Regions from separate parts of the Mus musculus genome. Here regions 1 and 2 are each linked to region 3. The links are chromatin loops, found by intact Hi-C in ENCODE. Cell type or tissue: left cerebral cortex. All regions are shown on one strand. Links, peaks and the distances in the headings refer to the core of each region. The heading gives the core; the rest is flanking DNA. Region 1 has its middle 230 kb from the start of Adamts6. Region 2 holds the start of Ppwd1 (peptidylprolyl isomerase domain and WD repeat containing 1). Region 3 overlaps Cwc27 (CWC27 spliceosome-associated protein).

Evidence for each region. Hi-C counts contacts between places; a loop is a spot of excess contacts. Peaks named below come from ENCODE experiments on the same cell type or tissue, not always from the same donor. Only the 100,000 strongest peaks of a DNase experiment are listed, where the experiment ranks them.
Region 1: a loop joins it to region 3, with 4 times the contacts of the local background. A loop is called at or near these places in 2 of 42 quality-filtered maps.
Region 2: it touches region 3 in a loop (2.3-fold over the local background); 2 of 42 quality-filtered maps call a loop at or near these places.

The regions. Positions count from the first base shown.
Region 1 is chr13:104,511,684-104,522,299 of GRCm38, reverse strand. No RefSeq gene overlaps it. Among named protein-coding and RNA genes, the nearest start is that of Adamts6, 230 kb to the right of the region's middle. In left cerebral cortex, for the core only: a CTCF peak has its summit at 4,460 (motif pointing right); DNase peaks (open chromatin) are centred at 2,882, 3,210 and 3,803; H3K4me3 peaks cover 1,256 bases; H3K27ac peaks cover 968 bases.
Region 2 is chr13:104,223,244-104,233,588 of GRCm38, reverse strand. Ppwd1 (peptidylprolyl isomerase domain and WD repeat containing 1) reads left to right here and starts at 4,745. Exons shown (of 11, transcript NM_172807.4): 1 at 4,745-4,983; 2 at 8,137-8,239. The coding sequence starts at 4,788. Cenpk (centromere protein K) reads right to left here and starts at 4,623. Exons shown (of 10, transcript NM_001377093.1): 1 at 4,587-4,623; 2 at 2,710-2,860; 3 at 875-931. The coding sequence starts at 2,826. In left cerebral cortex, for the core only: no CTCF peak of the experiment used is centred there; DNase peaks (open chromatin) are centred at 4,710 and 4,991; H3K4me3 peaks cover 1,930 bases; H3K27ac peaks cover 490 bases.
Region 3 is chr13:104,784,173-104,794,788 of GRCm38, reverse strand. It overlaps Cwc27 (CWC27 spliceosome-associated protein), which reads left to right. Exons shown (of 14, transcript NM_026072.1): 10 at 2,139-2,290. Among named protein-coding and RNA genes, the nearest start is that of Cwc27, 27 kb to the left of the region's middle. In left cerebral cortex, for the core only: a CTCF peak has its summit at 4,894 (motif pointing right); a DNase peak (open chromatin) is centred at 4,901.

The DNA.
Region 1 (10,616 bases), core at 1,356-9,355, 270 kb after region 3:
TTGCCATGTACCCTTCGATGACCCTCCCACCTCTACATCCTGAGTTCTGGGATTAACTGCTATGCATCACTAGGCCTGATTGGTTTTATGTGGAGCTGGGAATTTAACTCAGAGCTTCATGCACACTAACCAAGCAGTGCACCAACTGAGCCATATTTCCCAGCCTTAGTCTATGGATGCAAGTTTACTTATGTAGTGTGGGGTCTAAGCAGAAAAGGTTATAGTGCTAGCCATGCTGGAGCTTGGATCATATCACCTTCCAGAACCTATGGATTTCACCCCAGAAAAGCAGTGGTAGAAAATGATGCATACGACAAGACCTACACAATCAAGTTCAGATCCCCAGGATTATGAATCAAGACTGTCTTAGCCACAGTGGAACATTTAACCTCTGTTGAGAAAACGAAGACATATTTGAGCCCTGATTGAGTGTCTGAGCATGGAATACCAGCTGTCTAAAACTACTCATATGTGAAATTATTCACCAAAAATTGCTCATCCTACATGAGATTTCAGTTTAGTGAGTCAGAGGACCTTGTAGGAATCCACCCACAATGGTACAACAGCAGGACAAGAGGACACAAGCCATCTGGATAAACAGGGGGCTCAACCCTGTGCGTCACCCACCATTGTTACATCATCTCCCCTCTTTCCCTTCTTCATCTCATTCTGGGTTTACAACCCTTACAACTAGTTCCTGGAGGAGGAAAAAAATAAATCAAGCTTGATTCACCAATTAATCAGCTTGGTATGTGAGAGAAAAAAAAAAGGATGCGTTATACTACTACATGCTTTAGAGTGGTTGTGAGAACTGGCTGAGAAGAAAAGGCACAGGCAAGACTTGGACTGGTGTGTGTGGTCAGAGAAGTGGCCACAAGATAGAATGTAATCTAATTCATTGGAAGTAGTGTGTGGTATAGCTGGCTTGTCAGGAGCCCAAGAGAAGGAAGATTAAGATTAAGGGACAATGGATTTTGGGCCTGGGGCTGTTAACTTTATTGTCTACCTGAGATGATTTAGAATTACTAATGAGACAATCTTCTGGGTGTGTCTACAAGGGATGATCTAGATTAGTTTAATTGAAATGCAAAGACACACCCCAATGGTGGACTTTACCATTCCTTGGGCTTGGGCCCTGGATTGCATAAAAAGGAGAAACCTAGCTATGTACCAGCATTCTTTGCTCCCTTCTTCCTGCCTGTAGGCACAATGTCACCAGCTGGTCTCTTGCACCTGCCACCATGCCTTCTCTACAATGATGGAAGGTATCCCTTCAAACTGTAAGCCAGAACACGTGTTTTCTCCCTTAAATTGCTTTTTTTTTCCAGGTATTTTTGTCACAACAACAAGAAAACCAGTTAGAGCACATAGATGGAAGTGTAAAGAAGAGATGTAGCACCCAACATTTGTCATCGCTTACCACAGTGACAATGAGCAAAGTGCCCTCAGGAGCAGAGGTGAAGTCCATGAATTGACATGACAATAGATAAATACTCAGGGTCTCTATACTGCTGCATATCCAACCTGCCAGCAACAGACTTGGATACGTTCTCATCCCTCAAGCTGACCTGTGAGTCACTTGCTTGACTACTCTGAGTGCCTTCCACTGTGGAAGGGCTGATGATTCACTCTGAGATAAATACATGGTCTGAGTGGTAGGAGTTCACGATTCCCTGAAGAATGATACCCTGGTCTCAAATAGTGTGTAAACACAAAGAGTGTTTTATTCTGCAGAAGTTCAGCATGTTAGGGTCTCACATTACCAAGATAGAGAGATAAGCAAGTGAACTCGCAGGCCAGACTTAAAGCACATTAGGGGAAGCACATTATCTTGCTTCATCTCTAGGGACATTCCAGAACCATTACCTGGGTGTGGGGGCTAGAAACTGTTGCTGGAGAGGTCTGGAAACTACTGTTGACCCAATTGTCCGTGCCTCAGACCAGGTGGCAGGGCAGCTTCTGAGGCCTGGACTTGCCTGGACTTGCCCAGTTCTTGGAAACAAGGATGTAGGCCTCGTCTCCTGAACTGCCAATCTGAAGCCTGTCATGGAGTCAGCCTAGCCTTCTCAGGTTTAACTTTGTATTTCATTTCTGCAGAGCTCTACCTGACCAAACTATCACCTATGGAAATATTCACTCTGATAGCATGGAAATCCGTAACATTGCAGTAAACCAGGGACCTACTACATGGCAAAAAGTTTGCAGCCACGGACTTTGGCATAAACTCTACTGGTCATAACACCCACAAGTCAGAAGCTTTCACTTATGAGAGACAGGATTGTCTCAACACCACATCCCATGATTTGGGTATTACTTTGACTAAAGTTATTTATATGCATCTGTGGTCCACTGAAGAACTACAGGGTCTTGAAATTAAAAAGGTAGAAACCAGGGTAGCTCAGAGACTCTTATTAAAATAATCGAATATTCCAGGTGTTCCTTGAATCGAGGGACACCCCCCCCCCCCCATGTTCAATGATCCAAACTACATAATTATCATCCTGGACCCAGTTCTCATCTCAAACTCCATTACAATTTTTGTGTATGATATCAAGCCTTACAAGCTCCACCTGTACTTACTTTAAGGTACAACTTACAAGTATCTACCTAAAATTCTCTTTGGTGTTTCTACTGTCCTGTTTGTATTTTGAGTCTGTTGTCTTTGTATTTATCACTGTGACTTGGGCTTACTCCTAAATTCCTCCCAACCTTTGCCGAGATAAAGTCTTTCGTATGCTAATAAGGTGCTGGTGATTGGCAGTTCTGGGACACTTTCTGGTGGAACTGACCGCCAGAAGGAGGCGAGATAAGTTGGGACTTTCACCTCCACCACGTGACCGCAAATGGAGGAGACAGAACTTGAGGGTTAAATTAGTCACCAAGCAGCCCCCTTTATAGTGGACCAAGCCTACCTGGTTGTTGCCAGGAACTGTGGGGGTGCAGTTTAGACGGGATACCAACTGTGAACTCATCCCTTTTCCAATCTCCGGCTATCTACACTTGAGAAGCAGTTAACTTGCTATTTTGTGGTGGGAGTTATTTTCGCTTGATTGCAGTGAACCCAGGAGGGTCTGAAGTCCTTTCTGCTGGTTGAATTCCCATGGGCTCGGAGCCTCCCACCCCCATCCCAGCCTGTGAGGCTCCACTCACGTTGCTTTCCTGGCACCAGAAAAATTCTGCAAGAATAATGAATTTATTGTTAAATCCGCTCTTCCGGCAAAAGCTGCCATTGCTGCCCCGGAAACATCTTTACATCACAAAAGTATTGGTCTCCTTTTAAAGTGAATGAATAAATGAACCAAAATACCAATGCTTTCATTTCCTGGACTCCAAAGCCATGCTTACAGTAATAAAAGACAAACCAGTGTAACTAAGTATAGATGAAAGAGGGTGGAGTTACCTAGTGAAACTCACATGTAAAAGCTCCCTTGGCTGAAAGACAGACCTGTCGGGATACGAAATTGGCATTTCAGAGCCATGTAATTTATGTAAATGAGACTCTGAAAGGTATTTTATCTTGGTCATGTGCATAATCTGAAAAGAAAAAACCATCAAGATCCTCCCTGAAGATCATCGCTTCCCGCTGCAGCTTTCTGGGTGATTTATCAAGATACTGGACATGAGGCCACTCCTTTAAGTGGTGGACAGTTTAAATTCCATAATTCTGACCACTTCTGAGCACCGAGTCTGGGCCTGGAGTCCTCCCTAAGCCCTGGGCCACTGCTTGCGTGAACAATGGGCCCACAGCTGCCTCCGCGCAGCCGCAGTGGGCTGCAGCCAGCCTGACTGGGAATGATTAGCCTTCTCCAGGCAGCTCTTCCCCCCACCGAGTCGCTGGCAAGGATCCGGCTTGGAGACAGCTCGTGTGTGCTCCTGGCGCGGCGTCTGCTGTTGTCATAGATGTCTGGGGGAGCCTGGCGGGCCCCTTGCAGCGGAGCTTCAGGACAAACGGGGGGTTTCATGGGGGTGGAAGGGATAGGGTGGGGTGGAGGCGTCTGTCCTGAGTGTGATTCCATGCAGGGGTGAAGAAGCTGGTCGGAGAAATAAACTAGAAAAAGGTCCCAGCCACGCAGGAGCCCAGGAATGCCAGGGTCGGGTTTCTTTGGCCCGGAAGTCATGGACCTCAATAACCTACCGAGGACCCTAGCTAGGGCGCTTCATTGTAGTTGACCTGAGACCTCTTGGCTGTCTAAAAGCCAGCTGTAAAACAAAACTTCACATCAAAGGACAGATGTGGCTGGGAGCAAGTTACCCATACAGTGCTAAAGCTCAGAGGGCTCTGTTTTCCTGGGCGTTAGATTCCCAACACCCCACAGGCACGGGAATGAAGACATACAAAGCCTTGGGGGGGCGGGAGCGGTTACTCGCAAACTAGTGATCTCCCTTTCTTCCTTTAAAGATTTTATTTTTATTTATTTTATGTATGAGTGCCCTGTTACTGTCTTCAGACACACCAGAAGAGGGCACCAGATCCTATTACAGATGGTTGCGGGCCACCGTGTGGTTGCTGGGAATTGAACTCAGGGTGAGCAACCAGTGCTTTTAGCCCCTGACCCATCTCTCCAGCCCTTTTCTTTCCTTTTATTGATTGGGGTGGACTCTAGGGGCTCCTGTTTGCTGAAATCGTGTTTTACCTCTAAGGTATACCCAACCATGGGCAGGTTATGGTTTTAAGTTTTAAGATCTTTCTTAACAAATCCTTATTTCGAGCTTCGGAGTTACTCAAATCATTTGCCCACCTGGAAGTCAAGAGATTCTGTTTCCAGACTCTGTTTCTCACTAGGAAAGGGTGCTAGCTAGCATTGCAGTCTGCAGATAACATCTAAAAGGGGAAAAAAATTACATAAATAAAACTGAAGAGAAGAAATCATTTGGGAGTAACCCTATCCCCTCAAAACTTGATAAGATCTAAGACACCTCAATCCCCTACGACAAGTGGGAACCTGCGCACTGACCTACACGGTCCAAAATGGCCTACTCAATAGGGGTTTGTCTCCCCCCCCCCCCTTCAAACACAAAGCCCCTAACTGTTAACAGGTCATTTTTAAGTGGCACTGTAGCTCTTTCTTTTAACTGGTACAAAACAATCCCTTGCATCATGAAGGATGACTCACTCCAGGACCCAGACGTCCCTATGGTATCTGATTTCTTCCCCAGACACTTAGATATGACCCTGGGTCAGAAGAGCTTTTCACCCTGGTCATATTTTTCTTCCTTGTTTAATTCAACATTGTTTTGTACTTATAAGGAATTGTTACCCTAATAATCTTCCTGCCAAATTGGCCTTAATATAATCCACCTATCACTGACCGACTACAAGAGAAAAATTAAACAAACGTTTTGCTGTTGTCCCTTCTCCCCTGGGGTGGAGCTTCTGAAGCCAGAAAGCCACTTGGATCGTGTATACAACGTTGGTAATTGCATTCCTAGATTCTACAAAATGCCACAGTACTCTCCAGACTCCAAAATAGCTGTTGCAAACAATGACAATTACTGCCCAGACATTTTCAAACACAGCAGGTTACTGGCTGAGGCTGTGATGGAAACCCTAAAAAATATATAAATATTTTGAAATGCTCTGTAAATCAAATTGATGCCCCAGACATAGAGGGGGTTGTGTTGAAGCAGCTGAAGTCACTTGGAAGGTGAAAGGCTCTGTTGAAGGGGGTTTGAAAGTTTGGAGCTTGTTAATATTAAATCATAACTAAATGACTGCTAAGTTGCTTTCTCTTTCTCTCTCTTCAGGAATATAGAATACAATTCTGTCTGGTCACTCTCTCTCTCTGTAAGGGACCTTACTCTATTAAAACAAATCAAAACAAAACAAAAATCACACGGCCAGTCTTCAATTCCTCCACTGCTTCCGTCTGCTCAGTGGCTCCAGCAGCAGGCGAGCGTTGTTGGGTGGTGGTAACTATGACCTCTGACCTCTGGTTATTTTGGGAGACAGGAAGCACTGCCTGCCACCAGCCAAGAGACTTTGATGCTGGCCACCAAGAGTCAAGAGCAAAGATGGATGCCAAAGCAGCCACAACCCCAAGAAATGGCAGTGGTTACAGGACAGCCTGTAGAGGCTCAGCTTATAAATCTTGTGTGGGCTGATTTTCCCATGTCTCACTTTTTCAGGGGGTTGCTGTATTGTTAAGAGTTCTATAATTGATGCAGTGCAACTTTAAGACCACGTGCCATAGGGACCTATCCTGTCCTGGGCTTCAAAGAAACTTCTCAGACTCTGCATGGTCGGGCTGCCCCCTGCCCTGGGGCAAGAGAGAATTACAGTGAAAGCAGTTTATAGACTATCCTCTACTTACTGCTTTTTGTCTTCCTGTGGAACTGTCTCCTGAAGAAGATGAACTGTTTGATGATGCTCTGCCTCATGCAGGTCCCGGGGCAGACTCTTGGTATTACTTGCAACAGGAATCCAACATGTCAACAAAAAGGAAACTTTGCAATTCATATTAAGTTGATCATCCTTAACCTGAAAATTGAAAATAAAAGATGCTCTGAAATTGAACCTGGAGATGTGGTTCAATTGGTTAATTGCTTGCTTATCACTCATGAAGTCCTGGATATGATTCCCCAGTCCAAGAATTGTGCCCACTCCTCTAACAATAGTAATTCAAGTTCCCCCTCCACAACTTGGTGATTCCAAGATGAACTTGATCTACTGGAGCCTCTGTCTAAAAAATCAACCATACAAACAAACAAACAAAAGGCTAAATCTAATCCAATCCAATCCAAATCAAACACTCCCAAATCTAAAACATGTTGGTATGACATCTAAAAAGTTTGGGGTTCTAGACCATTATAGATTTTAAAGTCTAGACAGATATTCCAAACTCTGAAAAATTCAATATCTGAAACCCAGTGAGTCCAAAGAATTTTACATAAGAGATAATTTAGCTGTCCTACAAAAGAGGACATGCTGAAGCTCATGGCAGCCTGGGCCTCTAGGGCCATGGACCCATTGTCTAGCTCTGTTATCAGTAGGGGGAGAAACCATACAGAATGAGTGTTGTAGAGATGAGAACTGTAACCTGGGTTGCTAATGATCGACAGGAAGTTACTACTTGTGGTCCTTAGCAACCCAAAGTCAAAGCATCAACAACCATGTCTTATGAGCACTAACCAGTATCCTAGTTACAATCTTTTTCCTTTTCTGTGTTTCTACAGAGCCCCTTCTGTAGGGCACTCTAGTGTTCATGAGGGCTCAATCCTCAAGACCTAATCATCTCCCATAACTCCCATACTTTCAAACCATCACATGAGGGGTCTAATATCAACACCAATTTAGGGGTGGATGCCAGACTGTAGTGGCATTACTGGGCCACTTATTATCTGGTCAAAGATGTCAATTTTTAATGATGTATCCTTGCCACAGTGTTTTAATGTGCTAATACTCTAGTTCATCTGTGTCCTTACTCTCTTCCTCTTAACAGTGTCCAAATACAAGACAATAGGAAGAGTTGAGAAACGTTGTGCTACTTGAAAGGAAATATATAGATGTCCACACCAGTATTTTTCATCGTGTGTTTGCATATTTGTTATTAAGGTACTTGGGAGTGTATTATGTCTATCTCTAATCCTCATATGTTATAAGGAGAGTACATTAAAAGTGACTTTTGGTACCATTTAAGCACTATTATATTATATATACATATAATCTGAAAAGCATACTATGTAGATGAAAAATGTACTACATAATAGATCAGTTGTTTCTGGAAGAATTGTGAGAGATAACAAGTTTTTTTCTCTCTCTCTCTCTCAGGATTCTTTATTCTCTTATGGGGCTACAGAGTGGTATCTCACAAATGACTTAAGTCTAAGATTGAATTTTTAATTCAAGAACCACTTACTAGGTAAAAGTGGTGATACCCATGCCTGTAGCCACTTGAAAGGTTGGGGCAGGAAGATTTGAGGTTTATGAGTAGTATAGAAAACCTAGCTGGATTCTCAACAGAAAATAAGCCAAAACCCATCTGATGATTTACTGGAGTGGTCATTACATACCAGGTGTCGATCACTGAGTTCTGTAAGTGTGGTTGAAGAACTTCTGCCTCACTGGTTAGGCAGTGTCTCCACACATCATGAAAAAAAATGTCTAGGCTTCTTCATTTGACCTCAAGGGTTCTTGATGAGTAAATAGAATTGGAATTTCATACAAGAATAAGCTCAGTGGAGTGAAGAAGAGGGTGACATAAAGGTCAGGAGGGTCTCATGGGACATCAGTGGAAGAGTCATCTCTCACAAGGCTGGAACCAGATGTTGCACTACTGTCTGGAGCTAAAGTAGCTAGCTGCTCTGCCTGGTAGCCAGATGGTCCCTCTGCTCTGGCCACCTCTGCATGGCTGGATTTTCTCTGTGAAGCCAACATTCTCTGTACCTCCATGCGTTATAGCAGAAGATGTCCACCCACAGAGCTCAAATGTAGGTGTCCTGTAAGGTCACTGAGAACCATAGACTGGCAGAAGCCATGAAGGTTCTTAACATATGAACTTCATATGTCTTAAGAGGATCCATTGGCCATCTATACCACGGTTTCACCTGCTTAGCTGTTGCCAAGTGTGCTGGCTGGCTAATTTTATGTGAACTTGACACAAGCTAAAGTAATTTGGGAAAAGGAAACTTTATCAAGAAAATGACCCACCAGATTGGCCCATAGCGCATATTTTTTGATCAGTGATCAGTGTGGAAGGACCCAGACCATTGTGAGTAGTGCTGCCCTGGGTGCTATAACAAAACAGGTCGAGCAAGCTACAGGGAGCAAGTTAGTAAGCAGCACTCCTTTATGAACTCTGCATCAGCTCCTACCTTGAGTTCCAGCCCTGATTTCCCTTTGTGATGGGTGGTCACCTGGAAGTATAAAGTGATATAACCCTGTCCTTCTTAAGCTGGTTTTGTTCATAGAAACCTAATTAAGATACCAAAGAAGCAAGACTTCATGACACACATTTTCTGCAAGGCTCATTCAGGGCAGTGGTTCTCAACTTGTGAGTCACAGCCCCTTTGGGGTTCTTATGATGCTTTCGCAGGGGTTGTCTAAAACCATTAGAAAACACTGATGTTGACATTACAGTTCATAACAGTAGGAAGTTGCAACAAAAATAATGTTATGGTTGGGGGGGTCATCACAGCATGAGGAACTGTATTAAAGGGTCGCAGCATCAGGAAGGTTGAGAACCGCTGGTTTAGGGGGTAGAATGCCATTCTAGAGGAGAAGAACTGTGCAGATGCCCCAAAAGTAAGATGCCAGACCTTTTCAATCTCCTGTCAACTTAGTCCTTCCATTTGTCTCCTTCACATATTTGCTGTGGCTGCCTTGTGCTTTCTCTCTTACCAGATACTGAATTTTAGCTTAAGATGTAAGCTAAAATTCTTGGGCTCACATGTTTGAACACATGAACTCCAGCATGAGTTCCTGGGGGGGAGGGGCGAGGAGGGGAGGTTGTGGAACCTTCAGGACCCAAGCCTAGTTGGTTAGTCATAGTTCCATAGGAACGGGTCTTAACACGTTCTGGCTTTTCCTCTGTTTCATCCCAAGGACCTCTCTGTTCCTGATCCACAAAGACATGAGCAAGTAGCCTCAGGCTCCCACAGCTGAGCCCTGAAGCTCCGAGTGTTCCACCATGACTTCCCTGCCTATGCAGAACGGTATCTTTTCAATCTAAGGATGGAACCTCTGCTTCCATAAGCTGCTCCCATCAGAAATTCAGTCACAGAGACAAGGAAAGCAGCCAGCGAAAGTTCTCAGAGCTGGTCTCCTGGCAAGCCACTGTCCACTCTGTAGCGAAGTTTCATATCTATCCTTTAGTTTTTCTGCCTTCCCATTTCAATATTTCATATTTAAGCTCCTCTTCACTGAGTGCTGGTCTTTCTTCAGCTCTCATATGAGAGCAACACAGTCATAGCAATTTTTTTATGCACTTCATTCTCTCACATCCCTACCCCTAAGGGGTTGGATCCAGGACCTGGAGCTTGCTAAGTAGCTACTCTACCACTGAACTACACCCCAAGCCTAGCTTCTTGTCCTCTTTCATGCTGTATTCTTCTGTACCCAGGTCCCTCCTCCAGTTTACATAATATTCAAGCCATTTCTGTTATCTTCCTGGGTGCCAACATTGGTGACCCCTCTGAAGCTTTATGACTGCTCTGTGTGTAGGGAAGGATGCTCTTACACATGTGGATCCCCTTGGTCTCATTCCACCATGCTGGGTGCCCTCTGTTTGCTTTCCTGGGACGGAGTAAGTGTGGTGGGTAGGAAAGTACTGTGTGCAGCCTTCAGTGAAGAATGTGGTCGGTGATGTCCTTTGGTGATTTTAAAAACACAGTTTAATTTTTGAGGGCTTATTCCATCTTGTTACAGACAGCCTCAGCTGCCACTATTGAGGTGTTTTCTTATGGATCCTGGAACTTGTCAGCTTCTGCTAATAAGGGCTTTCCTTTCTCAGGTGACAGTGAGAGTCTCAGGATTCGGTGAATGATTTCCTGTAGAACTGATGTTTTGGTGACAGGTCAAGGCTGTACTCAAAACCTTACTGGAATATTCAGTCGCATCGCTTAGAGGAGAGCAGATGTTAGGGTCAAGCACACTGCAGGACTGAGGGCACAGAGCAGTG
Region 2 (10,345 bases), core at 1-8,000, 560 kb after region 3:
CAGAAAAGAATTAAGTCAGGTATAGTGACATATGCTTGCAAATCAGTCCTCTAAGACTCAGTTCAAGATCAGCTTCAGCAACAGAGCAAGTTCAAAGCCAGAGTATGCTAAATGAGACTCTGCCTTTGAAAACAAATCACAGAAAACTGAGTTTGAGTGCTAAAGGTATGAAGGTACTATGCATACAGAAATGAGTCATCAAAGCAAAGCAGAAACTGCTACTTCTTAAAAGGCCTGCACATACATCAGCCCTTGCCTTGGATTTGTGAACTTGGAATGATTTCAAGATGGTTTCCAAAAAACGAACTCTTTAAGAGTGGCTTCCAATGCCAAAACTATTCAAGCATCTTCTGGTATTTTGATTATCTGCAAGGTAGAGTTTTGGATGCCAAGTTTCTCTAAGGGTAAACAATGTTTCACCTCACAAGTTGATAGGCTAATATAAAGTGGTAAATGACTATATTGTGAGACAACTCCTGAAAGTTCTCATCTTATTTCCTCTCAACTTTATCCCATGTACCTTTTTCCCTTGCTGATTTGACAATGCATCCTTTCACTACCATAAATCTCAGCCACAAGTAGACTACATAGAGTCCTACGCATCTGCTTTAAGAATCATCAAACTTACAAAAGATCACTTGTGAACTCTTAACACAATAGGACTTCTCTCTCTCTCTCTCTCTCTCACACACACACACACACACACACACACACACACACACACAAACACACACACACCCATGCTAATTAATTTAAAAAGAATATAAATATTAACAAGGCTCTATTGGAGTTAATATAAACACATAAACTTTTTGTACAAAAAGAATGAATTCTGCTTACCTATTTTCTAGAGTGGAATATAAAAAGTTCATACCTGAGCATCTGCATTCGTGAGTGTCTCAGTTCCAATAAGTGATAATTTATTCTGACACTTGATTTAAAAATAAAGAAAAACAAGTGATATACTTACAAACTATAGACAATTCCCTTCTCCCTTTTGTAAACAAGACCAATACAACATCCTTTCTAAAAACATATAAACATGCCTTACAGAATTTATTTAAATTTTTACATAAGATGAAGATGGCAGTCAAACTGGTTCCAAAGTGAGTATATCAAAAGGAAAAGGGAAGAGTTGTATATGTAGCTAAGTAGTAGAGCACCTACAGAAACTTTGGTTGCATTCCCCTCTCTCTCTAAAACAGTGATTATTAGAACACCCACTAGCTTGCATGAATTCTAAGCCACATAATGGGAGGTAAGCAAACACATGAAAAAAGTACTATAGAATAATAACAAAACAAATAAGTAGTTAACATGATATGCCTCAAAGAAATATTATTTGCCTGACTTTAATACCAAACAATGTTAATGGTTGTCTGATACGTTAAAATATGAGGAGCTTAAGTCTTATCTGTCCTCATATCTTATTGTAGTAATTTTCTGTAAAATTTAAAGATATTTTGTAAAATGCAATTTTCTATAGTGGAAAACAACAAAAAAAGAATTATAAGAATTATTTAGTAAATATAGTAGTGGCATAAAGCACCAAGGATTTTTGACAAAATAATTTTGTAAAATATGTTATTCATTGTTCATACTCATAAAGTTTAGTGAAAAGAGCAGGATGCTCTCTATATTCATAAAAAATTCATTCACCCCTCTTGCTTTACTGAAGTAGGATATTACTTGTGTCTGTGATTTATATCATATGTTAAAGAAAAAAAATTTACCAAAATAGCATAGTGTATCAAGTGCCTCTATCTCACTAAAAAAAAAAAAGTTCATAATTTCAAGGTCAACATTTTAATTTCTATATTTGTTTCACTCATAACTCTTAATTATGTATTATTTCTACAGCTATATTCTCTAATTTGGATACTAATTCAGTCAACATCTACTGTCCCAAACAGGTACTAAAATGATTCATGATTTCCTCTAATCTGGCATTTATTAACTTTTGTGTCCTTTAGTTCCAACCTTCTTAGAATCTATTGAATTCACTCTTGCAATGACAGCATTCAGGCCTTCATCAGGCCTTACCAGGATGACTACGAGATTCTCTTAAAGCATCCTGTTTCTGTACTCTTGTCTTAAAACACAACAAAATGGTTGTTTTCATGTAGCCAATCATTTCACAGTGAATTTCAACCTTTTAATGATCTCCCATTGAACCCACTCCACAAAATCCATGTTCTTATTCCAAGCTAATTCTCTACAGTCTCAGTTCACAAGATTTCCTTTTCCTAGTATATATTTTTCCATAAAATCTTACCAAGATTTCTCTAACCTCTTTAAACTATACATTCGGACTTTTCCATTTTTGTCTTGTCCTAATTTCACAGGCTCTTAATTATCCATTTACTTCTTGTAGAAAGGTAACCTTGACTCCTTCATAATGCCTTACACATTTCTCCTAAGTATAGTTTTTTGCATTCTACCATAATACCCTTAATGGTGCATTATATACAATATTATGAATGACCTCTATAAGCAAAAAAAATCTCCCTGAGAACCAAAACTACCATTATTTTTTTTCTCTTTCTATAGCTTATCAAGTATAAAAATTTTTAAAAGAATGCTTTTAGGTATAAAATCTATACAAATAATTTATAAAAAAAATAGTTATGCGGAAACTAACACGGTTTCTTTCCTAAGTCAATTATGTAAAATTATATTAATATATCACTTTTATCTGTTGAAACTTACATCTTCCATGTCTTTCCACATTTCTTCACATTCTTTAATAAGTTCTTCCTCTGTATCTATAACAGCTTCCACATCTGTAATAGTATCTGGATGTACTTCTTGTTTATTCTCTGACATATCCTTTATAGTTTTCTTCACCTTACTGCAACTACTAACGTTAAAAAAAAAAAAAAAAGACACATGCATTAAACAACTATCTGCTGAATGTAGGAGTGACTAAAAAAACAAAAAGTCCTTTTTATCAAAAGAGAAACATGAACACGCACCTGTTGGAGGGAATATTTTCATATAGCCATTATTAAAAAAAAAAAAAGAGTATGGATGTTAGCAAAAATTAGAAACAGAACTACCACAGGATCCAGTAATTCCACTATTAGATATATATCCAAAGGAAACTAGCATGTTAAAAAGATGTTTACAATCTTGTTTACTATAGCACCATTCACAATAGCCCAGATATGTAATCAACTAAGTGTCCACCTAATGAAGAATGGATTTAAATTTTAAAAAGTTCCATTGTAACAGGAGAGTCAGTAGAAAAACAAGAGTGCAAAATTCAGGTAGGTGAGGAGATGTATTGGTAAGAGCTTGTGGAAGGTGTGTTTGAATTACTTCTTCCAACTAAGTGAAATGGAACCTAAGGTGATCCACTGTGAGGAAGTATCAAGGAATTTGAATTTTAAGAGCAGATACAGCCAGGTGGTGTGACCCCTGCCTTTAATCCCAGCACTTGGGAAGCAGAAGCAGAGGCATTCGAATCTCTGTCCTTTCAAGGACAGTCAGGACATAAAAGAAAAATCCTATCTCAGAAGGGGTCAGGGTTCAGAGAAATAGCTTATCACATAAAGGCTATAAGGTTTACAAACAAAATTTTAAGAGGAGAGGGGGAAAGGTTACAGAATGTTGGTTTTTTTTGTTTTTTGTTTTTGTCTTTAAGAAAACTCAAAGAATATAAAGCAACTTTGGATAGTAGCCCACTTTAAATTACTAACTAGTGGCCCAATTAAAACAACAAAAGATAGCATATTAATGAATATAGTCATCCAGGGCAAGGTTACTAGATGGCTGTTGTAAAGATGATAGTGTATCATGAGGTACAGTTAGGTAATTTTAAGGATGTAGAGAGGACCTGTAGTTTACAACATCAGATGTAAATCAGAATAAACACCGCCCCAATGTATTTTTTTACTCATAAGGAATTTTTAAGTCTTAAATTGCTTAACCTGTAAATTACCAACGGAGAAGTGGTACAGGATGCAGCTTTGTTGTTGGAATAGACAGAACACGGTAGCATGCTCCTAGGTTAAAGGTGTCAATAACGCGAAGATGTCAACTCCCCCCAAATTGTCCTCTTTTATCTTAATTAACATCTTAAAGGCGACAAAAACTCTGTCGCACTTGATGAGGAAATTCTAGACCTATACAGAAATATAAAGATCCAGAAATAGCAAAGGCTCATAGACTATATGCTAATCGTCAAACATAGAGCAGGCAGGTGGAGACGCGGGAACGTAACACGCAGGCCCTTCGTGAATTTCTCGCGTCACATACATACACATTCCAAGTCAAAAAGAATATTCTAAATGGGAGGCCACCTTATAAATTACAGTAATTTCAATATATAGTTTAGCTGATAGAAATCTACTTCATTCTTTTTAACAAAAAGTTCCTTCCAACCCCGCCCCTCGGCTTTTTCGGGAAAAAACAGGTAGGTTCTAGAACAGCATTGGCCCGAGAGGCCGAGAAGCGCGAGACCTCCAGTTCGTAAGGCGTAAGCGTCCGATCTAGGGGGTACCTGGGTCCCCCAAACCCGCGAGCTGCCATCCTCCTTGACAGAAAACTGGGGCCTTTGCCAGTCAGAGCCGGTTTCAACTCACTTCAGTCCTCCGGCCTCCTCAGCGCTCTCGTCAACACAGCCAAGCCGCGCTGTTTACGCGCGCTGCTCGCTGATTGGACCAGCTGCGCCCACCGCAGCCAATCAAAAAGCGCTTCCGGCAGCTGACGGACAAAAGCTGCGCCGCGGCTCGGGGAAACCTAGTTCACTCGGTCGTCGCGTCTCTTCTAACGCCTCGGACGACATGGCGACCGAGAGTGGGAGCGATTCGCAGCTGAGGAGGAGAAGGCGCCGAGACCCAGAGGGATCAGAAAAAACGGAACTGAGCGAGCGAGAACCGGCCCTGGCAGTGGCGGGGAGCGAAGAAAATGATGATGAGAATGAAGAGCGCTGGGTCGGGCCTTTACCGGTGGAGGCAACCCTTGCCAAGAAGAGGAAAGGTAGCAGCGGAGAGCCCGCGAGCAAGCTGGACGGCTACTCCGGCCGAGTGGGAGGGTTGATCTCAAGCACGCCCACGGGCGGGAGTGAGATTGTGGGTTTGTGCACTTAGAACGGACGATCTTCACTGCATTTCCTCCCTAAAGAGTGAATTGGTGTTAGTATGGCGTGTTAAAAAAAAAAAAAAAAAAAGGAACACCGTTGATTCCTGACTGTCAGAGATGATACAAACTAGTGCTTGTCTGTATTTCTGTGTTTGGATGCTTTTTTTGACCTCATAGCTGCTGTGTGAAGTTGGAATTCCTAATATTGATTGAGCAGGTGTGGGAAGGAGCTCTCAGAATCATAAACACTTAAGCTTTCAACCCTGACTCGTCTAGTAATGAATTTTCAAACTCAGGGGAAGTTGCTTAAGCTAGCTGGATATGAAGCCATACTCGAGACAATATAGTAAAGTTTTGCCACTAACGTGAATAATAACAAGATTTTATAATATTAAAGTTTGGTAAAGAGATAATATTTACTGTTTTAAAGACTGTTCTAGGAACTTTTTCATAAATGTCTTAGGGTTGTGTGTGTGTGTGTGTTCGTTCGCTCACGCGTTAATCTCAATTCTGACTGTGGAACTATTTAAAAATCTTTTATTTTCAGAACAAAGCCCAAACACCTTAACATGGATTATGAGGCAGTTTGTCTCTCTTTATTTCCCCAAGCAGGACTCCCAATTCTGTCCATTCTCAAAACCCTACCTTGTCCTTGAGCAAGGGCTCCTCTACGTTCCTGTCCAGATACTGTGAAGTGTCTCTATCTGGAGTCATTTCTCTCCTTTAACCATGCTAGCTTTTTAACAGGTCTAGGTTTTAGGTCAGTGCTTTTTGAACATTGGATAGTGACACCCTTTAGTTAGCTCCTTACTTTTTCTGCCCAATCCTGCTTTTGCCTTCGAGGCACTTACTACTTTTTGTAGTTGTGTGTTTACTCATGTGACTTCCTGAACACTACTAGCCTAATCATGTAAGAACAAGGATCTTGTACTTTCGGCTCCAACACTTCAATACAGTGTTTTGCATACAAGTTTAAATGAATATTTTATAACATTTGTGCTGTTATTATTTCACCTAAATATTACTACAAGAACTGCTTAGGTGGAAAGAATGGAAGGATAATTTAGGAAGGAAAACGAAACAAAATGAAAAAGAAAAACCAAACTTTGAAATGCTGACATAGGAAACAAGTGTCTTATGAACAATAGAGTTGGGACAGGAATAGGTATATCATGTGAAAAATCTTTTCCCTTAGCCAGATTTTTTTTTTAAGCCAACCAATGGAGTTTGAGTTTGAGGGAGGATGACAGGTGCTTAGTGATTTAAAATTTTTGGAAATGTAGGCAAGATTAGACTTTTGTGTGTATATGTTCACAATGATATATGGTTGTTTTATAGTACTTTGAGTTAAGCTATTTTTTAAACATTTATTATTATTATTACTATTATTTTATGTGTAAGGGTGTTTTGCAGGCATGTATACTATGTGGGTGTCAGGTATATTATGTGTTGGTGGGACCAGAGAGGTGGGAACGCTTATACTTAGTACAAGAGTGGAGGGCAGAGGACAATGTCACCTTGTAGAGTTGGTTCTCTACATCCACCTTTGTGTGGATTCCAAAGATTGAACTCAGGTTGCCAGAGGCAAGCATTGTTACTCGGAGCCATCTTGCCTGTCTTAAAATAAACTATTTCCTAAGGAAAATAATTATGTCTTTCTCTTCTTTCTGTGCATGTTCCCTTGAATATATTTAAATGAATTAGTGAACAACAAAAGCAATCTGGAATATAGGAAAATATTCACTACAGAAAATTCCAATAAACAACAGCATTAAAAAGATACTGGAGTACCACTTTTATGAAATAAGCAGCCCAGGATTGGTGTGACTCCAATGTTCCTAGGCACGTCCTGCCCTAAGATGACTGGTATATGGCCCTCATTTTCATTGTCCTGGGCTCTTAGAATTAATGCTGTAATCCTAATTAATACCTAGCTCCAAGCTGAAAAACTGAAGAAGGGAAGAAAGGAAAACTTTTTAAGAATGTGTATGTATATATGTGTGTGTGTTTATATACATATACGTATATTATCACAAAATGCTAATCCTAACCCTTACTATACAGTTACTACAAGAACCCAAGAAAGGCCATTTTAAGAAAATTTTACTAGGCACACATAAAAATGGGGATTCTGTTACTAAAAAAAATTTGAAAAGCAATTTGTCATACATAATTTTGAGTGTGCCACATAGCAGTAACAAGAACCTAATAGTTGGTCATGTTTAATTTGCTAGCTTTATATAGGCAAGTTTGATCTTTTTATTTGGAAACAGTGCATTTTCTAAAAATTGATCATGGCTCATCATAAAATTAAGATTTTTTTTTTGATGATCATCGATTTTCCATTTTTCTAGGTGTTATACTTTAGAAAACTATCTGAAAGGCACTCAAGTAGATTTGCTAGGATTTTCTCAACTATAAACAGCTAAGTGTTTTGTTTGTTTTTATGTTTCAGGTCTTTATACTGACTCTTTAATAGAGGAATAATGTCTTTAAACATACATCTTACAAATAGCTGTCAGCTTTTGTTACATTAACACTTACTACTAGTTTCTATATGGTTATAGAAATCATTTCCGTAAAGCTTTATATTTCTTTACACATTCATATTAAGCCAGAACCATTCACAGTTATCAAAAACTTTGAACCAGGAGCTAGAAGCTCAGTTGTGAGAAGACTTGCTGATCCTGCAAAACACCTACATTTGGTTCTCAGGACCCACAGGAAACAGCTCATAAACCAGCTGGAATTCTATTTCAGATTCATTCACCATCCTCTGCTGGCCTCATTGGGTTCCTGCCTGTACACACCTGACAGACACTGCAGCAGACATAAAGTCTTTGAAACAGTTTTTATATAATCCCAGGGAACCTGACATACTAACTTCTGAAGTAATAAAAGTTATAACTGGTATTAACAAATACTGGATTTTCGTATCCCATATGTTTATTGAAAGAAATTAAAATGTAGAAGGTAATATAAAAATTTAGAAAATTCTAAATAATCATGTTAATTTCATTCACTAAAAATACTTTTGACCCCCTCCCCCAGTTCTGGAGTTCGAAAGAGTCTACCTTGATAATCTCCCCAGTGCATCCATGTATGAGCGCAGTTACATGCACAGAGATGTTATCACACATGTGGTATGTACCAAGTAAGTGTGTCATACTTTGTCCTTTACATTTTACATTTATCTTATACGCATGAGTGTTTTGAATGTGTTTCTGCACCACCTGCATGCCTGATACCTACAGAAGCCAAAAGAGTGCAATGAATCTCTCAGAATCAGCATTACAGACCTTTGTAAAGTGTAAACTGCCATGTAGGTGCTAGGAATTAAACTCAGGTCCCCTGAAACAGCAGCCGGTGCTCATAACTACTGAGCTGCCTCTCCAGCCCCAAGTATATCATAGTATACATTCTCAGAAAAAAATCTAAAGCTTAATTATGAGTGGACTTACAGAAGTAATTTGGGGATTTCATAGATTTAATTTTGCAAATTCTATAATACTTAAACAAAACCCTGCATGTTTTCTTATTTAAAATAAAATATGTCAGACAGAACATCCTAGTATGTGTATGTATATTTGGTGATAAAAGTCAGTAATGGCTGAATCATGTTATCAGCTTTCCTAGGAAGAAAGTGTATTAAGATAGAAATGGTAATAAATTGGCCTCTTTGGTGTTTATAGAGAAGATAATGTAACTCAAACCTCCTGGAATTATCAGAGGACCTTCAAAATGGATGTATAGGAAATTTCAAAGAATGGTAATAACAGTAAAAATGGTCCCCTGATTTTTTAGCTCATGATATGTATAGATCCTATTTGAGCTATATTTCATTAATTATCTCATTTATCTTAATAGTTTAAGAATCTTAAAATTTTCTTTTTATAAGTGAGAAAACTGGAATAGAGTAAGGGGCAGAAGAAGCTAAAGCAAAAAATTAATATGCTAAATTCTAGCTTTCTGTTCTTTATTTGGATTTTTGGACCTGTGAGCAAGTAACATCACATTCCTATTTTTAAAAGGAGCACGTTGGCCATACTAATGCATTAAAATAGGGCAAAAATAGGAACAAGGAGAACAGGCAGCTGTTGTAGAAATGTGGATGAGTTTTAATTAGGGCTTAGATTATATTGACAGTGATTATCAACGTTGGAGGGAATACTTTAGAAGAGTCTACTCTTGATCTCTTAAAACAAATTGCATTTGAGATATAAAGCTTTAATAGTATAATAATAGAATAATTCTGACCAAACGCAGTTTAGACTTGTTACTGTATAAAGCAACCGGTAGATACTAGCACTGCTTTTCTAACCCGAGCTGCAGAGTTCAACAAGAAGTTATGTGTTTCATTGTTGTTGTGTTTTGTTTGGTTGGTTTTTGGTTTTGTTTTTTTGTTTTGTTTCTGGTTTTTCGTGTGTGTGTCTGTCTGTGTTTGTATATGTCTCTGTGATTTTTGTGGTTAAGTAAATCTAAAGCTATTCACCGTGTATGGATGTGGTGTAGTGTGAATAAATGTAGTTGTCAAAGTACTAGTATATATAAAATACTTACTATATATGCACTGTGCTGAATAAATGGTTTCAGTTTTTATATGTGTGATAGAAAAAATTGTTAAATCTTTTAGATTCTTAACTAAAATACATTGAATAATATGAAATAAATTTATGTTGGACTTTTTTATATGTGAAAGTAGTTTGGGTGTTTATAGTCTTCTGAAATGTAGAAAATTTTCTCCTTAAAAGACTGTGTTCAGTTTAGCAATAAATACTAAAGTTTAATGATTCCAACAGAGATTTCCATTTTTGTTTGTTTGTTTTGTTTTGAGATGGGATCTCCCTTGTTAAGTTGTGAAAGCTGGCTTTGCACCCTGTTTATGGCCTAGGCAACCTTCCTGCTCCAGCCTACTGTGTAGCTGGGTTTACACCACCAGGCCCAACTCATGATTTGTTTGTTTAATGGTAAATCCTTTTTCAGTTCTGAAACCTACCTCTTGGGGTTCATATTAGTTGCTTATATCCCTACAATGGTCCCTGTAAAGGAAAATTTAAAAACAAAGTCAAAATAGTTAAAGCCAAACTGGAGGTGGTAGGATATACCTATAAATCCAGCTCCATAGAGACAGGGGCAGGCAGGAGGGTCAGAAATTCAAAACTAGTTAGCTTAGACTGCATAGTGAGTGATAACTTGTCATAAAAAACAAAAAGCCTATTATTGAAGTAGCCAAATGCTGTCAGTCAATGTTTGCTTTAAC
Region 3 (10,616 bases), core at 1,469-9,468:
TTGGTCTTACCTTAAATATAATGAGTAGCAGTTGGAGGGTATCTATCGGTTAGAGAGAAAGGTGCTGTGGTCAATTATGCATTTTAGAAATAGTATCATTGGCAACATTACAGATGACCCATGAGAGGAAGTAGGGTAAAGGGAGCTATGGGGAAGTTGCTGAAGGAGGAATGCTTGAGGAGGGAGATGAGGAAGGAGTCTGAGATCACCATACGTTTCTGGCTTAGTGGCCTTGTTAGCAAGGTACAAGAGAGAACAGGCTTGAGGGTGTGTGGTAGATGAAAATTCATTAACAATTTGTATATTTTGAGATGAGTTATCTTGAAGCATCTGGTTACAATAGTATGGGCTGGGATATGGCTTTGCTTTTCAGTCTATGGGTAGAGTAAGGTCATTTAAAGCTCTAACTACTTTTAGATGCCAAAGCTTAGGAATGATTTAGTCTATGGATCCTTTCCCCAGAAAGTGTCCTACACTCACAAACAGAATCTTATGACTTTGCAAAGGATTTGTTTTATATCTGCTGAGGCCCAAACATGACAGGTCTGTGCTTAAGAATAACTTGAGTATCTTGCCAAAGGTGTGAAGTTTTTATCCATAGAGATTATTGGTTCATGAAATCTGCAACAAGACTTGTACTTATAAGTAATCAAGTAATAATCTGATTGATTCTGTACTGACACTTTCTACATAGGAAAATCAATGTATAAATGTATATTCATATGTGGGTTTTTGTTTTTGTTTTTTGTTGTTGTTTTTGTTTGTTTGAGATCGGATCTCAACTGTCTAGTTCTGACTGGCCTGAACTAGACTTGCTCTGTGACCAGGCTGGCTTCCAACTCTGGGAGAAAGGATTGCCTCTACCTCTGCTTCCCAAACGCTAGGGTTAAAGGCAGGTGCCATTATGCCTGGGTGGACTTGATGGTTTGTTTGTTTTTAAAGATTTATTTATTATTATAAATAAGTACACTATAGCTGTCTTCAGACACCACCCAGAAGAGGACATCAGATTTCATTACAGGTGGTTGTGAGCCACCATGTGTTTACTGGGATTTGAACTCAGGACCTTCTGAACAGCATTGCGTTCTTACTCACTGAGCCATCTTGCCAGCTCCCGGATTTTATGTTTTTAACAAATAACTATCCAGGAAATCTGAGAGCCAGTCTTTGCAAATCACTGTTGTAGGGTTCCTAATTCTCAAGTCAGGACTGTCTCCCTGTGGCTCAGCAGCCCAAAGAACCACAGGAGGTAAAGCACACCGTTGCTGTAGTTCTTCTTTCTCCCCTCTCTCCTCCAGCATTGCTGGGAGATATTTTAAAACTAAAGCGAAAATAGTAAGCCAGCTGGCCAGAGCTTTTGCTGTCACGGTGTATTTTCCTTAATTGTCTGAGAAACAAAAACCATAGTAAGTGCTATGGAAATATGAGGGAAGGGGAATATGAGGTGGGAAGGTTTTATTTATTAGTAGTATTTTTTTTAATTCTGTGTTAATAATACAGTCAAGAAATATGTCACTAAGGGGATAGGACAGGAAGAAAGTAGGCATTTGGATATCTAGAATAAGAGTGTTTCAGGTTAAAGAAAATGACTCAAAGGAGAAAATGTCACGGAGAAGGTAGCTAGTTCAGGTGCAAAGCTTTCTGAAGATTAGTGATTAGTGTCTTAGATTATAGGAGCCTAAGGGGGTTTTGTTTGGTTTGGTTTTGCTGTTGTGAGGAGCACTCTGGTAGTGTTATCCCAAGGTGCTTAAATCTCAGCTTCTTTAGTGCAGTGCCCTGCCTCCCCTCACCCCTCACCCTTCACCCTACCCCACCTCTTCTTGAATCAATTCCTGGTTGATGTTGTGTTGGTCAGCTGCCTCCAGAACCACAATTCTGCTGGATTTTGTGTATAGACACAAAACCCTGGGTGCTACAAAGGGGGCGCTACACAGAAGAGCTGGGAGTGAGGGGGCTAAGTATCCTTGGGATCCCATCTTATTTGCCTAGAGCAGAATTCAGGGGTCATCCCGAAGGGAGAAAAGTCTACAGCACCTTACTGACTCAAAACTAAACAAACCTGGCCTAGAACTCAGCAAGCATTTCAGATGAGTCTCTGGACACAATGGCCAGACGCTACTCACTTTCAGCTTTTACAGGATGGTGAGGATGACAGTGCAGAGCGTGACGAATACATGGAAGATGATGAGAAGAACTTGATGAGAGAAAGAATTGCAAAACGGTTAAAGAAAGATGCAAGTGCCAGTGTGAAGTCAGCCGGAGACGGGGAGAAGAAGCCGGCAAGCCGAAGGTGAGTCAGGACGGTGCTCTGGGCATCTGTGCTCTCTTCTTACGCCTCTCTTTTCCAGCTGGGACCGGTATTCTGTTCACTAAACTGTAAACTCACAATTGCATAATGCTTGTTAACTGCTCCAGCTGTGAAAACCAGCGTCTTTATGACCTAAAGAGACCAGAATCAGAGTAAATTTAATGTACAGTAAACAGTATATTAGCTGCATGTACGAAATTGTGTTTACTAATACCAATGAGAACATTGAGTGATTTATATGGGAGACATCCTCAAAAATTTACGTGAGTAAAATTTTTCCAAATGGTGAGTAAAGTGGGCTGAACCCATTCTTAGATGTCTTTTCAAGTCCGATTGACTAAATCCTCACACCTGTCATTGGCATTCTGGAATAAGTTTCAGTAACGGCAGGAAGTTCTGTGTGGTGTTAAAAGTTTGTTGGATTTTGTGCCTTAACATTTTGCTCTTTTGAAATTTGACTCAGTTTAAAGCCCCCCTTCTTCCCTACATGACTCTTTTTTACAAATCTAGGGTATACATCTTAAAAATCACTGTATTACAAAGACATGGGACGTCTTTTCTTCAGTCGATGCATGCAGTACAATAGAACTTCATAAGTAACTTTGTGTGCGTGTTTCCCAGCCTCGTGGGGGAAGCTTAAACATCGAGGCAATTCCTTCCTTCGCAGACTTCCCTGAATATTTGCTTTGTTAACCAAAATGAAAAGTGAGCCGCAGAGCTTCTCCTGAGGACGTCCTTGTTGTGCTCAGCAGCGAGCTTACAGGCTGCTTCATTTCTCGTCTGGGCAGCAAGTTTTCCTGCAATTCAAATAATTATTGTTGAACAGGTTTTAATCTTTTCCCTCTTTTTTAAGGTATATATATTTAAATTTTTTATTTATTTTAGATTAGGCTTAAAATACAACTTTTTCTTTTTTTTCGTTTTTAAAAACATTTAGTGGGCAAAGCTAACACTAATATATGGTATATCTAAGTATGTATGTTTGGATATTTCTTAAATTCTGAACTCTATCTTGTTGGCTTCAATACAATTTAAAATAATTATATGCCATGTAACTAAGTTATAATTTAATACAACTGAATTTTCTATAAGAACTAATTAAGGCATAGTTTTAATGCACTTCTCATAAGTGACTAAAAATGGTTTGCTTCATATGAAAAAACATTGCATTTTTCAATATTGTGTTCATCCTTACCATAAAGGGTTGTCTTTCAAAAATTGTCATTTGTGTGTGGTCATGCTGTGCAGACGTGACATGAGTGGATAGTGTAGGCATATGACCTTGACCATAAGGATGCTGGGAGCACTGAGATGTTAGTAGGTGAGGAATGAATTGATTATAGTTAATAAGGAGACTGATTGATAGGTGGTAATCTGTGGCAGCTTAAAAAAAAAAAACTGATGAAAGTTCTAATTAAGAAAGCAATTCCTAGGCTGGAGAGATGACTAAGCGGTTAAGAGCACTGACTACTCTCCCAAAGGTCCTGAGTTCAATTCCTAGCAACTACCTGGTGGCTCACAACCATCTGTAATAGGATCTGATGCTCTCTTCTGGTGTGTCTGAAGACAGCTACAATGTACTCATATAAATAAAATAAATAAATCTTAAAAAAAAAAGCAATTCCTATTGGTCATGGTTTGTAGAAGCTATAGTCAAAGAGCAGAGTGCTAACCAATTTGGTTTGTACTGATTTCATCATAGAGTCTACGTTACCTCCCCAAAAGCTTAGTCAGCACACAACATCATACTGGGGTGTGGACATGCAGCATCGCACAGTGGAAGGCCACTCACACTTGGTGAGGAGAGAGAAGACTGATGGACATTTGTCATTGTCTGAGCATGGGAGGTGGTGGCTGCCTTAACAGGTTCTGTCACTCCTAAAGGGAGCCTTCCATAAGGGTGAAGTGTGAATCCAGAGCACGTCCCTTCTGTCACTGGAAACTTAGTGCGTTACAAGTTTACTTTTGACACATTGTAACATACATTAAATTCTAAACTATTATGTTTATGAGTACTTTGTACATTCGCAGTATTAGGGGAAAACCCCTTTTTTAAAAGTACTTGTAAGCCTGCTAAGGAAAGTGAATTTAGGACAATTAATTCTCTAAAAGTGGTTATAGATTTTAGTAAGGATGTCACATGGTAGAAGGAAAAAACTGATGCCCGTAAGTTGTCTTCTGACTTCTGTATTTTAGAGGTCCTTTTAAATAAGTACATTTTAAATAGATATGTTTATTTTTAAGTTTCGAGTGAATATAAACATTGTGGATATTAATTGATTTTTGTCTTTTAAGTAAAGTAATTGGTAAATATTCTTAGAAAATATGAAGCAAACATTTATTTCTAACCACTTCTGTATTCACTCAAAGGTTTATTGTCCATATCCTTCACTCCTCTCTCAGAAGAGGGTCTATGACTAAATAAGCTAACCAGAATTTTATAGGCTCATAGAAAGCATAAACTCTCATTTCTTCTCATGTGTACCCACGGCTGGATAAAAGTTTAAAATGTCTATTTCCTCTCCTGTCAACCCACGGCTGTGGATTATCTCTGGAAATTTAGCCTAAAGCTTAATGTAATGAGTTGTGTTCACCTGTAGGTGGCACTCAGAGGCTACAATTTAGTCATGCTTCCTATTTCTAGCATCTGTGTACTGATTCAAAATAAACACTAATGTCAGATGGAACAAGTAGACTAGTCAAATATCATTTGTTATGATGGTTGCAGTCACTAGGAAATTACTGCCTTTTATTGTGTAATTTCTGCTATGCAGTAATAGTACCAAGTAGTAAGACACAAATATTAAAGTTGAGGAATTAAACTTTAAATTATGGAAAATATAAACATATTAACATAAAGTCAAAAGTGATACCTTCATAACTCCTGAAGGTTGGATAGAAAATAAGCTGTCACTAAATTCAGTCCCTTTCATATTCCTTGGTTGAGTTTATAATGTTTGACTAGGATGTCTCATAGAAATTTGAATTATTTCCCCTGTAGGAATTCTAGACCTCTCACAAAAACATTCTAAGTCTCAGACTTACAGATTGTGTGAGTCTTATCATATATGTTCTACTTTTGATTGATAATCACACGTAGGAAGTGTAAGTTTTACATGGTACATAAATTTTGTTTTATTAGCAATTTTTTAAAAAGTAGCCTGGTAATTACATTTCAAAAAAAATAAAGATAACACATTTTTAAAATGACAGTATAATTTGTTTTTGTTTTTGTTTTTGTTTTTGTTTTGTTTTGTTTTGTTTTGTTTTGAGACAGGGTTTCTCTGTGTAGCCCTGGCTGTCCTGGAGCTCACTTTGTAGACCGGGCTTGCCTCGAACTCAGAAATCCACCTGCCTCTGCTTCCCGAGTGCTGGGATTAAAGGCTTGCGTCACCACCGCCCAGCTGACAGTATAATTTTTAAAGCATAGTAAAATTTAAAAATTTAAAAGCTCAACTCACATGTGCAGTTTGGCCCCCAAAGTGTGGCCTCCAAATGTCTCCCCCATGTCATCAAGACCTTAGAGGCCGAGATGGAGCTGAGCAGTCGGAGGTGCTGCCTCCTTTACACCGGTGCTGTGGACTGAAGCAGGCAGTAAAAAGAGGGAAAGAGACAAATGCATAGCTTAAATTCTCAATAATTAGTCTACATATAAGACTTGCAATTATTTCTTTGGTCTGAAGTAATAGAGGTCTAAATGTGTTTCCAGCAAACATTTTAGTTGGACAGAAGATAATAAGGTCTAACTCAGTCCTGCTTTTAATACTATCTGCATGCTTTTACTTGAACTCGATGCTGGGTTTTTATGTGTATTTCATAAGTAGCCATTCTATTCTTAACTTTAATTTCAAATATTTGTTCCTCTTACCTCTAGCCACTATGTAAGAGCTATTATGAAACATAAAGATACAGGAGAAGTGCTTTCTATCTGCAGATGTCTAATTGGTGTTGTTTGGATGCATCGCCAAAGTGCAGCAGTATTGAGAGATGGGTTCTTAAAGGAGTGATTGTTAGGGCTTGAGGACCTTGGTGCGATTACTCAAGGGTGGGTTAGGTATCTTGGCAGTGGATACGGATAAAAGAGTTTGCCTGCCTGGTCCTCCCTCACACACTCATGCACATACATCAAGCAAGAAGCTCTTGCGTCTTCTGTCAGTCACCTGACACACACGAAAGGCCCTCACCAGCTACATGCTGCTTCACCTTGGACTTCTCACACTTAAGAACTGACTGTCCAGCTTCAAATATTCTGTTCTTAGCAAACACAAATTGTGAAAGATTAAGAATTGTAGAAAGTAAATATGACGCATTCACATGTGTGCGAAGTGTCATAGGCAGTAAGTGATGTGTATTTTACACAAAAAAATCAAATATCAACTTAGGAAAAGCAAAAGAGGGCCAGAGGTGTGGTCCATGCCTGCAGCCCTGCATTCAAGAGGGCGAGGTTGGAAACTTATGAGTTTGAGGTAGCCTGGGCTACATAGTGACAAATACTATGGTTTTATACATGTCATCTTCATTCTAGTAAGATGAGGCATCTTCTGGAGCCACTATTTAAACACTAGCACTTGTGCATCAAGCTCAGCTCTTCAGATTAATGCTGCTGGTCTCCCCAAGCTGACTAGATGGGTTGTTTTACTGTCTTTATCTGTTATGGTGAAAATTCTGGCATAGTATTGGTTGTAATGTAAACCATATCATACTTTAATATTTCTGGCAAGTTTCCTTTTATTCTGTTTGGGTCTTTATTGCAAGAATTTTGGATATTCCCAATAAAACTGTTCCTTGAGCTGTTTGAAATAATATACTACTTTAAAAAGTGCCAGGTCAGTTCACTGAGAACTGGTTAGTCCATGCAAGGGGTCACCTTCAAACCACACTCTACGCCTTATACCGAACCCAAGCAAATGCTGCAGAAATGTGACAACTCTACTGTCTTTACCATTACTTTCCATATGACAGACAGGAAGCTGTGAAATGCACATTGTGGGAAGAGTGTCCTGTCAAAACAGACAAGAGGCATTTGCATGTCTTTAGAGTATGTTTATTCATATTACCCATGAGAGTTGCAGTCTATTGATCTTGTACCATCTGTTGTTTATGGGGAATAGACTTGCATATCTGAAATGTATTATTGAAATTTTACGGGAAAGCATTCTTTAAGTCATTCAGCATTTGATGACGTATTCTATCCAGGAATATGTGTTTCCACTGAAGAAGATTCAAACACTGGTTGCTTTCTTGTCATCCCTAACTGCTCATTGTGAACCCACCTGTTGATTAAACATGCAAGTGCATTTAAAGTTTAAAGGAGGATGAGAAGGGCCACCAGCAAGTCAAATGTCTTTGTTTTGTACTAAGCTTGTCACATTGTACAAGGGCCTGAGGGAAATGATACCTTGTGATTCTGTCTAGGCCTGTCTTCTCTCCATCAACACCTAACTCTTGAGACCTTTACCACCCTTCAGGTATCTCTTGGATTTTGCATGTTCATTGAGGATATTTGTAGTTTCTGTAGCCAATGAGTTGTTTTGGTTTCCCACACTTATTGTGCCTTTCCAGTATGGCTAGGCACTTTGCCAAGTATTTTTTCTCCACAATAAACCTACAAGGTATATACAAAGATACAAGATATACTTTGTAGTATTTTCCTTGTTTTTACAAATGAAACAAAGAATCCCAGAACACTGAGTTCTAGAAGGTAAAGTGCCTTGACTTTTGTCTATGGCGATCTAGCAGCAAAGCCAGGGCCCAGGCTGTAATGACCTGTTCCACCTCTCCAGAGCCTAGAGAGTAGGACTCAGTCAGTGTGTCCAGCTAAAGATGCCTGGCATGGCATTTTCTTTCTAGTAGAGAGCATCAGGTTCAGTCAAAAGTCCATTTCTAGAAATAAGATGGAGAAATGATTGAGGACATTGAGACATTAACCTCTGGCCACCTACACAGGCCAACACACTCAAATACAACACAGGCATACACACACACACACACACACACACACACAAACACACACAAATGCATGTAACGTGAGGAGGGTGGAGGGAGACATGGAAATGAATAAATAATTTAGATAATCTCCTCAGATAAATAAATATTTGTATGCATAAATATATACACAGAGAAATTTTTCAGTAGCTTAAAACAAACAGCTATCTTGCTCTGGGTCAGCTCCATATTGGCTTTATCTAGGACCTGGAATGCAGCTTCCTAAGAGCTAACTTAACATGGCAGAGGAGAGCGATGATAGACTCATCTAGACTGCAAGGTTTCTGCCTTGAGGTGGCCATCTCGTCCCATATATTACTTGATCATCTCAGTGGCTAGAACAGGAGCTGTAGTTAAGCTTGGTGGCCTCTGAGTGAAGCTTAGAAGTTTGACGGCAGGAATAGGAATGACTGGAATAGCAATGGAATCTACCACAGTCTGCGTTGATGGGAATTGCCAGGGACACTGTGATTATGTAATACATTTCATCATCATCTTTCTGCCTTCCACCTTTGTCTTACTCTAGAGCAAGGAGACATAACAAAAGACTGTATAGTCGTCATTAGCAAAATCTGGAAAGGGATATGAATTTCTAGTTACAGAAGACTTTCCAAAGCCAGTGGTTCTACACTTCACTTTCTTCTCAGTCTTTATGTAGGAGGAAGGGAAGGTAACACTGGATGTCTCCCATAGCTCTCAAAAGTGCTGGAGAAACCACAGAACATTAAATGATAACTTCCTCATGAGATATCTTTAGGATCATTTCCTTGTAAGGAAATGAGTTCAGACAAAGGAGTTCTATATGAAGGAACAGGGTTCTTACACAGAATCCTGATGAAAATATTGCTATAGCTCTTCATGAAAAGCAGGGGCAGAAAGTCTATCTTCTCTTCCTCTGTAGCGCTAGACCCTGTTGTTCTCTGTTAGTTTTGTTCTCTTATGTAAATCTATTTCTCCATAGGACAGTAGTTGGGCCCCCTATTGTACATCAGCTCTTCAGAGAAAAACTGTCTTTATTTTTGTCCCAAATATGATCACCTAGGTGACAGAATCTTATTGGCCAGGCTTTGGTCTGATGTTCACTTATGATGGCATTGATACTAGAGAAGGAGGTAGGTTCCATGCGATTTGTGGTATATCCAAGTCAGCTAGCCCATTATCTGTCCTCCCCTTTACTTAGTATAAGGTTTCCAGTGTTAAGCTGAACTCATATAAAAGACAGTTACCATTCTCCTTTGTAGCTGCGAGTGGCTATATAACCATATTCTGATTAGTGAGGTAAGGGAGAAGTATGTCAGACTGTGGAACAATTTAACAATGAATTTTACTAGGCCAGGAGTAGACTAATATTTAGTAGTGGTAGTGGTTGTGGTAGTAGTCTTAGCCGTAGTCGTAGTAATAGTAATGTTTTACTAGGCTTCGTGGTTAAGAGCACTTGCTGTTCTTGCAGAGGACCTGTGTTTGCTTCCCAGCACCCACATGGCAGCTCATATCCATCTGTAACCCCACTTCCAGAGGATCTAATGCCATCTTTTGATTTCAGCTAGGCACTCATATGGTACACATGTGTACATAGAAGCAAACACTTATATACATAAAATAAAAAATTTTATATACATAAAATAAAAAATAATTTCTTTTTAAAATCATTTTATTAATTCTTTGAGAATTTTTATATGTATGTATACAGTATATTTTGATCATATACAGCCCCTATTTCTACACTCAAATGCCCTCTAGACTCCACCTTCCATGCCCACACCTCATCTCTGCCAACGTAACAGCTTCCAAGTTAATGTTTTCTCTCTCTCTTTTTTTTTTTTTACATCCCACTGAGTCTAGTTTAGTGCTGCTCAGGTATATACATGGGTATGGGCCTGTCTACTGGCGTATGAGCAATCTACCAGTGGCCACATCCTCCAAGAAAAATTGCCTTCTTCCTCCCAGAAGCCATGAAATGCAAATAGCGGGGCCTTATGAACCCCTTCTTATCCATACTGGAATTTTGACTGGCTTGATCTTATGCAGGTGGACACAGCTGGTGATAGACAACCTTGCCATGTCCAGAAGACAGCATCTCATAGCACTCTTACATTCTTTTTTGTTTCATGATACAAATGATAAATTATATTTATACATAAGTAAGTAAGTATCAATAGTTAACACAAATCCAAAACTAACCACCAACCTTGGGACTGAGAAACATCTGGACAACTCCCTTCAGCATGTTCATCAAGAAAACATGGCAGCACTTGTGCAACACACATGGCAGTGGTTAGTGGCCTTATGATCAAGGTAGCAGGTAATGGATGTGCTATGGATG